Linked DNA regions of Mus musculus: region 2 is linked to region 1. The links are chromatin loops, found by intact Hi-C in ENCODE. Cell type or tissue: gastrocnemius. All regions are shown on one strand.

Region 1 (8,000 bases):
ACAGTAAATGGGCAAATAAAATGTTGCTTCTTAAATACTGTGGCGGCGGTGGGGGTTAACGGGTGGATGACACCACGTGAATGGATCTCAGAGAAATGACACTGAGCAAAGCAGCCCTGAAAAGTGTCACAGTATGCTCTCCCTGTTAATGAGCCATTCCAAACTTCAGTGGCAAATGCAAAAGTAACATCTCTATCCTGTTCGGTGAGCTGCCAGTGGACTGAGGTCAATCGCCTGACAGAGCCATGAAGCATAAACCAGGGCTCCCAGTCACAAACCACCACCTCGAGGTGTCTGAGGTATGGACACTGGTCTATTACATGAATGGTCAGATTCGGAGATGTTAGGGTGTAGTGCAGTCTCCCTTCCTTATAAGCCCTACTTTCTTAGAGATGAAGTGAAACAAAACTTGCTTCCTGCCTCCCCACCTTTTTTGAAGGCAGGGCACAAATGCAGGAACTGAGTCCTGTCAACCAGATGCATGCACCTGACACTTCAACTCAAAAGAGCAGCATAAGGGCAGGGGATTCACACTGTTACTCATTCCCCTGGCAAAGGGCAATGGGGAAGAGAAGCAGCGACTGGATTTGGGGAAGCAGAAGTCACAGGAGGAGTTCCTGGGGCAGAAGTGGCCAAGCAGGTGACTTAGGTAACTCTGCATAGAAGCCTAGTTCCTCTCCACAGGGTGAGCAGCAACTAGGGTGGGGGTTGGGGGAAGGGGGTAGAGGCTATCTTTTGGGTCTCTGTGTGGTTCTGAGTAGGACTCTTTGCCTAAACAAGAGGAGTCTCCCATCCATTGCTCCACATTTCCTGTTGAAAAGCAACACACACACATACACACTTTCTTCAAAAACAAAAAGCAAACCGACAAACAAAGAAGTAGATATTTGCATTTGTAAACTGTTCAAATAGAAAACCCAAAACTATGTACAAAGAAATGGTCTTGGTTGTGACAGGCTTGCTGACATCAAAGGTCCGTGAGACATGGTACTTTGATTGCTACTGTGTGTTCGTATGCTGTAAAACAGAAAATTGAAAGACAAAGTTGAAAAAACAGTCTTAAACCTGCATTTACAACAACACCGGAAATATCCAGTTAGCTGTGTGTAAATCCAATAATGCCTTTGTAGAACCCTTGTCAGAAAAAAAAGGAAAGAAAGAAAAGAGAAGAAAAGCCAAATATAGCCAGGTCTGATGGTGCACACTTGCAAGCCCCGCCCTCAGAGGCAGAGGCAGGAATAGTAGCAGTGGGAGCCCAGGTTGGGTACACAGAGAGCCCTGTCTCAAATAAACAGAGATGGGCATAAAGAAGAGATGGAAGAAGAAGAAAGAGGGGAAGGAAAAATAAAGAGAAGAGAAGGAGGGAGGGAGGGAGGGAGAAGAATTGACATTAAGAAAGACAAGAGGGGGCTGGAGAGAACCCTCAACAACTAAGAGAGCATCCTACTCTTACAGAGGACGGGAGTTTGGCTCCCAACACCCTTGTTATGAATGAAGCTCACAGCTGTTGCAGGATTTTCCCTGTCCAATCACATTAGGGCAGTGGGAGGCTTGTGATTGGACAGAAGACGGGAGGTGGAGCGAGGAGTTGAGGAGACAGAGAGAGAGAGGTCTGAGGAGAGGGAGAACCAAAATGGAGGCTGACATGATGTTATCAAATGGTTAGAATAATTGGGTTAAAGCTTTACCATTATCATTTAGCTCTGAAATTATTGTATTGGCATTTTGTAAATTGTGTTATTAATGACACATAAATCTGATTGACTAATTAAGCATTAAGAGTCTTGATTCTACCAGGTAATTAGGTATTGAGATGGCTAACCAGGGCTGTGTGGGGCATTGTGTGAAAGTGAGAGGAACTCGGGGGCCCATCTGAGAGATGGCCCAGTGCGAGCCGTGTGGCAGGGCTGGTGAGTTGGTGGCAGAGAGACTGAGCGAGCGAGATCACCTGGCACAGGGGCTAGCTCTAGAGAGTTGTTGGTGGCAACAGGAGCGCAGGAGCATGGCCTGGCCCCACTGAGAGTTGGCGGGTTCATTTTTTAATATTTCTTGAAACACACAGCAACCTGTAACTTCAGCTCCAGGATATCTGATGCCCTCTACTGGCCTCTGTGGGCACTGCACTCAGGTGCACATACACAGAAGCACACATAAAAGTAAAAATCAAAACTGAGTCTCTAAAAATTATGTTTTCAAAAAGTGTTTCAATTCAACTTCATGCATTGTGGTGGTCTGAGTGACTATAGCTCCCATAAGCGCACATTTTTGAGTGCCTTATCCCCAGTTGGGGAAGGTGTTTGGGAAGGATTAAGAGGTGTGGCCTTGGAGGAGGTGTGTTAGCTTTGGGTGGGGTGGACTTCAAGGTTTCAGAATCCCAGGCCACTCCAAGTTAGCTCTCCCTGCCCCACCTCTGCCCCCTGCTTGTGAACCAGGTGTGAGCTCCCATCCACTGCTATGGTGCTAAGCCATTTTGCCTGCTGCTATCGTCCCTGAAACTGTAAGCCCCAATAAACTCTGCTACAAGTTTGCCTTGGTCATGATGCTTTGTCGTGGCAATTGCAAAGTAATTAAGACGTGCATTCACCATTTCTTCTATCTGGCTTGTCTTAAGACTCAGATGAAATGAGACAGGGTGGCACACACCTGCAATCTTAGCATTTGGGAGAGTAAACAGGGAAATTTTAAGTTCAAAATCAGCCTAGGTGTCAGGCATGGTAGCATATACCTTTAATCCCAGCACTCTGGAGGCAGAGGCAGATTGATCTCTGAGGTCAAAGCCTGCCTGGTCTACAAAATGAATTTCAAGACAGCCAGGGCTACACAGAGAAACCCTGTCTTGGGGGGGGGGGGGGAATCTAAGAAAGAAAATATTCAGATGAGTTTTTTAAGACATTTTAATTTGACATGCATGAGTGTTTTGCCTGTGTGTATATGCAGCATGGGGTGGGTATTTCTCTCTCTCTCTCTCTCTCACTCTCTCTCTCTCTCTCTCTCTCTCTCTCTCTCTCTCTGTGTGTGTGTGTGTGTGTGTGTGTGTGTGTGTGTTGCTCATGGAGGCCAGAGAGAGTTCAGATTCCAGGAACTGGAGTTACAAACAGTTGTGAGGGGCTGGGGACCAAACCTGGGTGCTCTGCAAAAGCAGCCATCTCTCCAGCCCCTCCGGTAGATTTTTAAGTCCCCTGCTACAGTCTGATAGGAGGCAATGTCAGCTTAGATGTGTAATTTCCTTTCCGTTGTTCTATTTCCTACAAACATTCTTTGCCCTCAATGAAAGCATATGCAGTCGCTAAAATACTGGTAACATTCTACCCAGAGAAACGTTACCTTAGCGTTAAATATCCTCATTTAATTTCTGTTGCTGTAATAAACACCATAATCAAAAGCAAGCTGGGGAGGAAAGGGCTTATATGGTTTCCATATCCTGTTTCCGGTTTATCTTTGAGAAAAGTCAAGGCAGGAACTGAAGTAAGGCGTGAGCGGAACGCTGCTTCCTACCTACCCACGATTCACTCGCTTTGTCTTTTCAGAAACCCACGCCCACCTTCTCAGGGGTGGCACCGCCCACAGTGGGCTGTGCCCTTCCACATCAACCATTAATCAAGAAAATGGCCCACAAATTTGTCCACCGGTCAATTTGATGGATACATTTTCTCAATTGAGGGTCCTATTCCCTGTGTCAAAGTTAACACAAAACTAACCTGTACACCAAGCAAGATTTGAACTCTTGTTTTGCTTGTCTTCTCTTTTCCGGGTCTCCCCCCCCCCCAACACTTTAAATTTGATATTAGGATCGCTCTTTTAATAAGGACTAAGAAGTACCTAATTGTGTCAGGCTGAGTCGTGAGAGCACATGTCTTTGGCGCCACCTAGTGGACAAATGTGTAGTGGCTACCCAGTGAGAAAATCCACAGGTTTGGAAGTGTGGAGAGCTTGGTTATTTTATTATCCTGAATCCAAGGTATGAAGTTGAAAACAGCAACAGCTAAAGGAGATTCCAAAGAAAACCAGCCACCGTTTTCTAATCTCCACAGAGAGTGGAAGTTAGCCACCGTTAGAATCTTTGCCTCTATAGCAAGCGGATGGAATCTAGTGCCAGCAGAGCATTAAGTGTGAGCTGTCTCCCAGATAAACGCCTGCAGTCACCTACTCAGCCTGACACACCCAGTCTCCAGCATTTACTTAAAGGATAGCTTTGCCTGTGTGCTGACATCCCTGTATCACTAAAGTCCTAATTTACCAAATTTTCACTGTGGCCACAGAATTCCTTGGGTTTTTCAGCTTCTATTTTATTAACAAAAAACATTCCCTCTCAGATCAAAGGAATAAGAGATTTTGTTTTTCTGAACCTAATATAAGTAGATGGCCACAGTCCAGGGACAACGGCTCAGTTTGCCCTGTGGCAGGAAGACAGTTAAATAAGCGTTTTGATAGGAAGTCATAAATCAAGCCACCCGCCAAATACATTAGTAGGGATGTCAGGGCAAGTGGGTTACAGCAAAACAAGAAGTCTTTCTCTGCTGTAGATTTCAGGTACTATCTTATGGCACTCTGAGTTTGGGGATCAGTGGAAACCAGCAGTTTGCTAAGTTAATATACTCAAAATATTTTTCCCCTCATAGTTGAAAGGGTTATGATTGACAGCTTTAACCATCAACTTTACATGACTCACAATAACTTGGGAAGGGACTCTCAATGAAGGATTTTACACTGGGTTGGCCTGTGGGCATGTTTGTGAGGGGTTGTCTGAAGTTAATTGATATGGGAAGACCCAGCCCACTGTGGGTGGCACCATTCCCTAGGCAGGCATCCTGAAGCTCGTAAGAGCAGAGATGGTGAGCTTACCATAAGCAGGCAACACGCATACATTCCTTTCTCTCTGCTCTTGACTGAAGGTGTGAAGTGACCAGCTATTTCAGATTGCCACCTTACCTCCCCACAATGATAGACGTCACCTGGAATTGTCAAAACCTTCCTCCTATTTTTTGAGGGGGATGATCAGGGTATTTTTCCATCAACAGAAATGATTCTAGTTCAGGATGTCACATCAGCTTCAGAGGTGGACTCCAAATGACTTTAAGAATACTAAAGAAAGTGACTGATAAATAAATCTGACTTTAGAGCTTCAACTCCACAGCTCTCCACAATCAGGGAGTTCTAATCAGTAGGTCAACCTTACAGAGACTTGGACAATGGTGTGATTTCTTTTCTAGGAATATTCAAGAAATGATCTCTCATTCCACTGAGTCTGAGGCTGCCCAGAAACATCCACAAAAGGAGAGTTTAAATTTCCATTTAAAAATCATTAACAAGTTGTAGCCTGTAGGTGTCAGCAAAGACTGACAATGGGCAGGAAACCTGGCTGACCAGCGGGTGCAAAGCGGGTGTTCAGGGTTGATTCTGCCTTGTGTCTCTTTTTCCTGAGTGTGTGTGTGTCTGTCTGTCTGTCTGTCTGTTTCTCTCTGACTCTATCTCTCTCTTTCTGTATGTGTCTGTTTCTATGTCTCTCTGTGTCTCTCTCTCTTCTCTCTTTCTCTGCTGCCTCTGTCTCTGTTTGTCTCTGTGTGTGTCTGTCTATCTCTCCTGTCTCTTTCTGTGTGTGTGAGAGAGAGAGAGAGAGATGTGTCTGTCTGTCTGTCTGTCTTTCCCTCTGTGTCTGTCTGTCTATCTCTCCTATTTCTCTGTGTGTGTCTGTCTGTCTGTCTCTCTGTCTGTCTGTCTTTCTCTCTGTGTGTGTCTGTCTGTCTCTATGTCTCTCTGTGTCCCTCTCTTTCTTTCTTTCTGTGTGTGTGTGTGTGTGTATGTGTGTGTGCCTATCTATCTCTCTGTCTCTCCATCTCTGTCTCTCTCTCTGTCTCTGTGTGTGTGTGTGTGTGTGCATGTGTGTGTGTGTGTGTGTGTGTGTGTGTGTGTGTGTGTGTGTGCATGTAGCTATAACATGATCCCCAAATACACCCCGGATAGTCCTTGATGGATTTTTATTCTCTTTACTAACCAGGTTAAGAATTCCAGGGTTGTCCTTATTTCTAAAAGTTTGTTTTTATTTTTGATAAAATTAGCTGCTCCATCATATGTAGGCATGTGTTGTTTTCTATTTTATTTGTGTTTTTAACAATTATTTATTCACTGGGAGGGAGCAGTGCACACATACCACAGTGAGTATGGAAATCAGAGAACAACTTGCAGGAGCTCTTTCTGGGGTCAGCCCTGGGTCTGTAACTTAGCGGCAAGTACCTGCTGAGCTGTCTCACCAGCCCTGGGGGCATTTCTTTATTTGTTTTGTTGTTGTTTGTTTTGTGTGCTAAAATTATACTTACCAGGTGGCTGATAGCTAATGACATTACAAACATATATCTTCACATAATTTATGCCATGTTTATCTTTTATTTATTTGTTCATAAATATTCACACTGGTTTTCTAACACACTGGTCTGTGATGTGAAGGGTCTCACTGTGGGGAACGCACAAATGCTAGCCAGGGAAGGGATGTTAGAATTTCTACTTACATACATCTGGCAACAGTGCCAGGAAGGGCTGGCTATCTTTACAGTCTGACAGAGATGGGGCTGAGCAGGCAGAAAAGCAGCTGAGAGAGGGGCTGGGGGGAGGGAGAGGGAGACAGACACACAGACAGACTTGAGTGGGGGTCAGTTGGTAGACTGCTTTGCTAGTGTGCATGAAGCTCTGGGTTTGATCTCCAGATGTGGTGGAGGATTCATTGCTCAGGGCTATCCTTGTCACCTAGAGACCTCAAGGGTAGACCCATAAGGGTCTCACTATGTAGCCCTGGCTGTCCTGGAACTCCATATGTAGACTAGCTGACCTCAGGCTCACAGAGGTCTTCCTGCTTCTGCCTCCCCATGCTAGGATTAAAAGCATTTGCCCCCAACTACCCTAGCTTTAGAGTGTAGTCCTTTATAGCTCTCTCTGTCCAGTCCCTTTGTTTGTTATAGCTACCTCTGCCTTTTACTATGGCTCCTTGTAAACATTTTATTGGTGTATTTATGCTAGCACATGCATGCTATGGCAGGTGACTAGATGCCAGAGGACTGTTTGTAGAGTTGGTCTCTCCTTCCACCCTGAGGTCCTGGGGTTGGACCTCAGGTTATCAGGCTTGGGGTCAAATGCCGGTTCTCACTTCGTCATCTTCCTGGCCTTATGAACTGTTTTTTTTTTTTTTTTTTTTTTTTATTTATTATATGTAAGTACACTGTAGCTGTCTTCAGACACACCAGAAGAGGGAGTCAGATCTCGTTAGGGATGGTTGTGAGCCACCATGTGGTTGCTGGGATTTGAACTCTGGACCTTTGGAAGAACAGTCGGGTGCTCTTACCCACTGAGCCATCTCACCAGCCCATGAACTGTTTTTAAAACGTGCACTTTAGTCTTGTATATACACCCTGAGATCTTTTGGATCTAATAATGGGATTTGGCCAGTTTTGGTGAGTCCACCAGGGATGTTGCTGTCATGACAGACATTGATTGTTTTTGTACAATTTGGGTAAAAAGAGTCTACCCAGAATAGTAGGGCTTCACCAACAACCCTCAAATAGTGCTACTCAATAGTTACTCCATGGAAGACAATGTCTGACCTTGTCCTCAAGTTCCAGAGCCTTTAGCTCCAGTGATAGAGAGTGGGTTACCTTAACACTATTGACATCAATAGGAACAATGTGATCCAATAGACTAGACATCGTTAATAATGGGATTTTCCTAGTGGGAATTATTAGTTTTGGTTCTAGGAGTTTTAGTCAAGTTACCCTCTGTGATGATTTGTATATTCTTGGACCAGGGGGTGGCACCATTTGGAGGTGTGGCATGGTTGGAGTAGGTGTGTCACTGTGGGTGTGGGCTTAAGACTCTCGCCCCAGTTGCCTGGAAGTCAGTCTTCCACTAGCAGCCTTTGGATGAAGACGTAAAACTCTAAGCTCTTTCCCTCGCCATGACAGCCTGGATGCTGCCATGCTCCCACCTTGATGATAATTGACTGAACCTCTGAACCT
Region 2 (8,000 bases), 69 kb after region 1:
AAAAATAGAAGCTAGTTGCAGAAAAAAGATTTGATGTGCATATTTAATAATGGAGGAAATTAAAGGCAAGAGAATAAAAAAATAGCTAAAAGTCAACACAGTATGCCCCTCCCTAAATGACCTATTCACAGTAATGGTCCCTAATGAGATCTACTTAGATAAAATTTTAGAAAGAATTTAAAATGGTTATAAATCTATTCAGGGAATTTACAGCTCAGAAATGAACTGAGGAGTGGATCCCAAGGGATCATAAACAACTGAATCATCGATCAGGAAATAAGATCAATTCAACAGAAAAAGGCCAAAGTGATGTGAAATAGACACTTCAGCAGGGCAGAAGCTCAGTGGGAGGGGTCGCATGCAGGCCAGGACACCACCTCTTGAAGACTTGACAGGGATTTTCCACTAAGGAAATGGTAATCTTTAAGAACCTCTTAAGTAGGACAATTGAGATCTTTGTGACACCACAAAAGGACCAGGCCAAGAACTGTGGACATAGAGGAAGAGAATTCCATACCAAAAGCATAGAAAATATCTTCAATAGAAAAAAAAAATTTTTTTTTGTTTTGTTTTTTTGTTTTTTTGAGACAGGGTTTCTCTGTATAGCCCTGGCTGTCCTGGAACTCACTTTGTAGACCAGGCTGGCCTCGAACTCAGAAATCCTCCTGCCTCTGCCTCCCAAGTGCTGGGATTAAAAGGTGTGCGCCACCACGCCTGGCATCTTCAATAAAATCTAAAAAAACATTCCCAACTCTAGAGGGAAAAGGCCCCACCCACCCACCCCATCCAGACATAAGGGAATGACAGAACCAACCAAATAAAGGAGAAGGGAAAAATCAAGTGATGGTCGACCCACTAAATAGATCAAAGAACAAATACTGAAAGCTGGAAGAGAGAAGGACCATACACACGCTGTCAGCTAGCAGCTGATTTCTTTTCCAATGGAAACTGAAAGCCAGAGCGTCTCGGGAGGATGTTTCAAGTTCCGAGAGACCGCAGCTGCTAGCCTAGACAACTACACCAAACAAAATCTTAACTGGGGGAGGAATGAAACTTCCCTGTCAGAAGCAGACTAAAGGACATATGACCACACAGACAGCTCTACAGAGGATGATAGAGTACTGTAGGCAGGAAAGAAGGGCATCTTCGAGGCTACGGGGCAAATTAGGAAGATGCCCTATGAGAACACGGCCCACAGAATCAACTCAGCAGGGCTCATAGGGGCTTGCAGAGACTGGAGCGACACTCATGAACTCTATGAGGGTCCGAGCTGGGTCCTCTGCATACATGTTTTGGTTAGGTGGTATTCTTGTGGTGTGCTTGGCGCTCTTCTGCAACCCATAACATCAGGAGTGAGGGCATCTCTGACTTTTTAGGGATCCTTTTCCTCATACCGAGTTGCCTTGCTCAGCCCTGATAGGAGGGCTTGTGCCTAGTCTTATTGTAACTTGTTACGCCATGTTTGGTATCAGGGATTAATAGATTTGGGGTTGGTGGGAGAGTGGAGGCAGGGGAAACTTTGGTTGGGATGTGTCTTAGTCAGGGTTTCTATTCCTGCACAAACATCATGACCAAGAAGCAAGTTGGGGAGGAAAGGGTTTATTCGGCTTACACTTCCATACTGCTGTTCATCACCAAGGACGTCAGGACTGGAACTCAAGCAGGTCAGAAAGCAGGAGCTGATGCAGAGGCCATGGAGGGATGTTCTTTACTGCCTTGCTTCCCCTGGCTTGCTCAGCCTGCTCACTTATAGAACCAAGACTACCAGCCCAGAGATGGTCCCACCCACAAGGGGCCTTTCCCCCTTGATCACTAATTGAGAAAATGCCTTACAGTTGGATCTCATGGAGGCATTTCCTCAACTGAAGCTCCTTTCTCTGTGATAACTCCAGCCGTGTCAAGTTGACACACAAAACCAGCCAGTACAGGATGTAATGTATGTAAAGAATAAAATAAATTTTTTTTTAAAAAATGAGACACCTTAACAGCAATAATTGGGGATTGGGAAAACACCACACACTACAAAACCCAGCAAATTGACAATTAGCACACACCTTTAAATAACTGGATCTTAGTGGTCTCTGTCCACCATCCAAAAGACACAGACCAGCAGAGCGGCTCAGAGCACAGGAGCTTCCCTTTTGCTGCATACAAGGATCACACTGGAGCATCAAGCAGGAAAGGTGGGCATAGGAATCCCAAGCAACAAGCAACGGAGTTCCTGTTCCAATATCTGACCAAACAGGCTCCAGACTAAACCCATCAGAAGGAATGAGGAGGATCACGCCATGCTGATGCTAGAAACCATCCCTCAAGCTGGCATTCCAACTCTAAGTGTGAAAAACCAGCAGTACCCTCGGTTTCCTAGAACAAATACTACCAAATAAAAAGTGAAACAGTGGGTGACATAAATACCCCACTGGCAACAAGGGGCAGGTCATCCAGGCAAAGGCGTTGAAGGACATCTACAGAACACTCCACCCAAACAGCACAGAACTCAGTCTTTTCAGCTGGCCACAGGACTTACTCTAAAGAAGAAAGTCTACACACATACAGAAAGGTAAATTGCTCCGTTTTCCATTTGTATTCTTTTCTGGAACGAAGCTAGGAATCAACCACAAGAAAAACTACAGAAAAAATAACTTGGAGATTGGATGAGTAGGTCATTGAAAAAAATCAAGAAAAAAAATTAAAGTACTAGAATAGAAAAAAGAAAAACGAAGGCTGTCCTGATTGGAAGGTTTCCACTCTGCCCCCGCTACAAAAGCAGAACCGTCCCAAGCAGAGCTGTCCCAAGCGATACCATGAACCTTAAAACATTAGGAAAACAAGAGTGAACTTAATCCAAAGGCAGTAGAAGGGAAATTCGCAGGAGAGAAATGAAGAGAATGAAAACGAAACAAAAAGCAACCAAGAGTTGGTTCTTTAAAAAGATAAACAAAGTTGACAAACCGTTAGCCAAATTAAACAGAAGGAAGGAAAGTCCCTGTTTAGTAGGCTCATAGGTGAAAGTGAAACATTACAACGGATGCCAACAATAAAGATGTAAAGATGTGCTACACTTTAAAGAACTGTATTTGATCTGGAAATGGTCCTGCACGCCTTTAACACCAGAACATGGGAGGTGGAAGCAGGGGAATTTCTCAGAATTAGAGCTTAGAATGGTCTAGATGGAGAGTTACAGGCCAACCAGAGATACATAGTGAGACCCCGTCTCAGTAAAACAAACCAGTCTTCATCTTGGACTCATAAATAGGACATGGTATAGTACTCGAATATCCGTTGCTCTTGCAATGGCTGCCAGTGTAATTCCCAGCACCTACACAGAGCAGCTCATAACTCTAGCTCCATAGGGGTCTGATGCCTCTGGCCTTTTCTAATATTTGTTTATACTTGTATTTATATGCACATACAATTAAAATAAACATTTATGAGACCGGAGAGATGGTTCCGCAGTTAAGAGTACTGTCTGCTTTTCCATAAACTTAGGACTCAGTTTCCAGTACCCATATGGCAACTCCTAACTACCTGTCATTGGAGTCCCAGGGGATCTGACCTGTTCTCTGTCCTCTGTGGGCACCGGCTGTGTTCCTGGGGAGAGGGGCAGGAGGACTGCATGTGATATGAAAAGGGGGGAGTGATAGGTCTAAAAAGGTTGAGATGAGAATGGCAGTGAGGATGAGGGAAATGAGAAGACTTTATGGGTGGGGTGTGAGTCCAGCACTCGGGAGGCAGAGGCAGGGAGATCTCTGTGAGTTCAAGGCCAGCCTGGTCTACAAATTGAGTTCCAGGACAAACAGGGCTACACAGAGAAACCCTGTCCTGAAAAACAAAACTAATAATAATAATAATAATAATACAACCACTTAATGAACTAACTAAAAGATACAATTAATTTTTGAAGGCTTGGCTATACCATGCAGAGATGAATAATGCCACCCGTCAGAAACCATAGATCTCTAAGCCGAAATCCCATTGCCAAGTGTGGGTTTTCTCCCTGTGTGTTGCTGGCCAAGAAGCCCTGAGAAGCGCTCAAGACAGGGCGGATACTGTCGTCACTCTCAGTTCCTGTTCTGCTTTTCTTCCTGCTGTTGTGATCAAAAGCCTCCTGGGGAGGAGAGACTTTGTTTCAGCTTGTACCTGAAGGCCACTGTCCGTCATGGAGGGATGTAAGAACGGGAATTCAAACTGGAGCTCCCAACTGAAACCACAGAGGCACGCTGCCTACTGCCTCACAGCTCTCATATACAGGCGCGGCCACCTGCCTTGGGATGGCCCTGTGTCCCCGGGCTTGGTGGGTTGATTCTATGCTGTGTCAAGTTCACAGTTAGAGCTACACACGCGAGCGCCCCCTGGTGGGGATTTATTGCTAACATCAGCTAAATGGTCTTAGAGCAAAGCTGCTTTCAAACTGCATTTAGGTTGCCAGATTGGTTCTGCCCCGTCTGTGGCCAGAGAAGATGCTTTTCATGGTAGGCAATGGCCAGGACATACTCTTAACTGGACAAAGTTCTGGAACGAATGACAGCTAATGGCTCAGCCCTAAGAGAGACATTGATATTACCCCCCCTCCAAGCCTAAGGGACATGGTGGAACGGGGACAGAAAGACTAAGGTAAGAGCCTGAGGCTGGGGTTGAGGAGGGGCTATGAGACACCACCTCGTGGGTATGACATCCTGAACACACGAAGGCTGTGATGACTGTTTCCAGGCAGAGTGTAAGAGGGGACCTGGAACAGACTATGCTAAAAGTCTGAAAAAGAGGGGGGTTGGAGGATGGAAACTAGGTCTGACTGGTGTAGGCAGGTAGTTTTCAGGCAACAGGTATACCAAGAGGTGTCTCTGAGACCAGGATTACCTCTACTGAAGGCAGTCAGTACCTACAGTGATCTTGAACCACAAGATGAAGCCAAATCCCAAACTGCCCGAGTCAGAGTCCCAAATGTGGTGAAGGGATGTGAGGGGCAGAGCCAGCCTTAGTGGCTATTCTAAGAAGTCTGACAAGGGGACATCACAGATGAGACGGATGAAGGAAGTGCATTCAGATCTCCCTGGTGACTCCAGGACCTGACAGTTTCCAATGTCACCCATTTCTTCCCATCCATTCCTGCTGAGCCTGCCAACAGGAGTCACGTTCAGGAAGGGACAAACATCCTGGGCCTTTGCCAGCACTGCTGCTATGTGTCCTACCGTCATGGTGACTCCATTTGCTATGGGTAGCAGGGGTGCAGGGGATAGGTGCACCTAGCCCTCACACAGAGCTTGACAGCCATGCTGTCTGTCTGAAAGCTAAGTCATGTGAATGGGCCTTTCCTCCTATATAAAGTGATGGTGGTTGTGAGGAAAGAGACTGGGGGCCTGTAAGGCAGAATAACACTTCTCCTTGATCTTTCCTTGGATTTAGGCTTCTGGCACAAGGCAACAGTGATGTCATCTCAGAGACCCTTCCTCTTCTGGCTTTGAATCTCCCAAATTTCCCCTGCTAACTACTAACTACATCAGCTGTCCCAAATATGGGTAAGGGTACTGGAACACAAGGCAGCTAGGGGGATTCTCCTAGCCTAGAGTGCACTACAGTCTGTAGGTCTTAAGAACCCGCTGCCCCACCCCCTGCACCCAAGGAGCCCCAGGGGAGACAGGGGACAAGGCCGGCTACACCTTTGCAGGACCACCTCTTACCAAAGGCTCCTCCTGCCTCATATCCCGGAAACGGCAATGTGAAAAATAAATCCAAGTGTTTCCTCCCAGCCCCCGCTCCCAGAATGAGGACTCTGAGGCTAATTATTTGTTAATAAATGCCTACGCCATAAACTTCGGCTTGCTCTCTGACTTGCTCCTAACTTATTATCTCTTTTCTTCTATTCTGTTTCCCACATGGTTAGTTACCTCTCCTCAGCTTCACGCCTCCGAGTCCCAGGGCAAATCTCCTCTTTATCCAATGCTGGTTTCTGTCTGTCCATCTCCTCAGCGTTCCTGGGCGAATGTCTCCTGTATTCTGGCCTCCTTTCCGTCAGTCCGGGACACTTCTTCCTCAGCGTCTATCCTTGAATCTCTCGTGCCTCTATCTCCCAGAAATCTGTCTCTCTTCCTGCCAATATTCCACCTCCTATTTCCCACCTTGGCCATCATTGGCCAGAGGCTTTTTTTATTGACAGGTGTTGCTTGTAAGAGCGGCTCTACACAGCAGCAACTAAGAACCGTGCGGGATTGGATACAGCACTCCTGCTTGGAATAAACTTCAGCTTGCTGGAATAAGCACTTTGGCCAAAGGCCAGAAAAGGGGGGGTACTCTGGGGCCTCATTAACTTTGTGTACTTTGAGGCACACACGGAGCCTTTAAATAACCATGAGAAAGAAAGGTTCCAACTGTGAGGGGCTAACAGTAGCTTGGGGTGGTTTGAGCCAGCTTTAAGATTTAAAGATGTTTCCAAACTCTTGACTTTATGAATAAGATGCAAAATCATTACGTATGAAAGGCACTCACCAACCTGGGCCTGAAACCCCAATTACTGGAGGCTGAAGCAGGATTTCAAGTTTAGGACCAGCCTGGGTTACAAGGAGTAGAAAGCCAGCCTGGGCAACTTAGGGAGACTTTGTCTCAAAACAGAAGCAAAGACAGCTTGGTGGAAGAAGAGTGTCACCTAGTGTGGCTTTGTTCCAGTGAGAAAGTGACCTGTGAAAAAGTGACCCCTTGATCACATGTCAGCTTGGAGAAACCAGTGCAGACCAGAGGGAGCAGGCTGAGGTGGGAACAAGTTAAGCAGAATTAAGCACACTGTGTCAAGTGTTGGGATACCAAGCACAGACTTTCATTGTTACAAAGGTGCAAGTAGTGTAAAAGACAGACACCAGGGCGTGTTGCGTTCCACAGTGAGAGTCAGAATGGATGGGGCGGGGCAGAAGGTGTCACAGTACTGACGTTTAATCTGGGCTTGAGGGACTGGCAGGCAGGATCTGGGCACACAGCATAACTTATGCAAAGTCAAACATACAAGTGAAGGCTGTGACTTACACAGCGACTATTTTCGTGGAGTTTCTAGAGCTAAGGTTAAAGTTGTCAGAGTTTGAGGAGGCTCCTCACCCTGTGGGGAAGGGAGTGCAGGTGTGAACGTGAGATAGGAGGAAGGGAAAGTTCTACCCAGACTCACACAGAGTTTCAGAACTCTGACAACTTTTGGCTTTTCAGCTGGAAGCTGAGTGACTCGAGGCATTTGTTAGATGTCCTCGGGGAAATTATTTCCAACCTTGACCTTTGTACCGTCTGTAATGGCTATTCCTGGTTGTCAACTTGACTATGTCTGGAATGAACTACAATCCAGAATTGGAAGGCTCAGCCGGGCAGTGGTGATGCACGCCTTTAATCCCAGCACTTTGGAGGCAGAGGCAGGTGGATTTCTGAGTTCAAGGCCAGCCTGGTTTACAGAGTGAGTTCCAGGACAGCCAGGGCTACACAGAGAAACCCTGTCTCGAAAAACAAACAAACAAGCAAAACAAAACAAAACCCAAGAATTAGAAGACTCACCTATATGTTCCAGATCTTGAGGCTGGAAGACACAAGTTTCTGACCTGGATCTTGGCATGGAGATCTTGAGGCATAGTGGCCATGAAAAGGTTAGACCCAGGCAAGGTCAAACATGCCTTTAGTCCCAGGAGACTGAGGCAAGCAGATCTCTGAGTTCAAGGTCAGCCTGGGACAAAGCAAGTCCCAGATCCAGGCATGGTGGTACACACCTTTAATCTGGGAGCCACATCTTCTGCTGGAGACCTACTTAAGGACCTTAGAAGAAGGAAGACTCACTTTTCTTTGCCTGCTTGCACTTACTTGCCAGCACATCTGTAGGAATCTACTATCCTGGTGGGACCGAGCAACTACTAGATCCTTGAACTTCCCATTCACAGATGCCAATTGTTGGGTATTGAACTGTATTGACTATAAGTCATCATAATGAATTCCCTTACTATAGAGACTACCCATGAGTTCTGTGACTCAAGAGAACCCTG

The links. A loop is a pair of places that touch in the nucleus more often than their neighbours do. Peaks named below come from ENCODE experiments on the same cell type or tissue, not always from the same donor. Only the 100,000 strongest peaks of a DNase experiment are listed, where the experiment ranks them.
Region 2: a loop joins it to region 1, with 7 times the contacts of the local background. A loop is called at or near these places in 21 of 42 quality-filtered maps.

What each region holds. Positions count from the first base shown.
Region 1 is chr17:34,166,829-34,174,828 of GRCm38, reverse strand. No RefSeq gene overlaps it. Among named protein-coding and RNA genes, the nearest start is that of Psmb9, 17 kb to the left of the region's middle. In gastrocnemius, CTCF peaks have their summits at 2,091 (motif pointing left), 3,880 (motif pointing left) and 5,321 (motif pointing right); DNase peaks (open chromatin) are centred at 3,870 and 5,367; H3K4me3 peaks cover 597 bases.
Region 2 is chr17:34,098,017-34,106,016 of GRCm38, reverse strand. No RefSeq gene overlaps it. Among named protein-coding and RNA genes, the nearest start is that of BC051537, 6.7 kb to the right of the region's middle. In gastrocnemius, a CTCF peak has its summit at 4,354 (motif pointing left); a DNase peak (open chromatin) is centred at 4,343; H3K4me3 peaks cover 350 bases; H3K27ac peaks cover 396 bases.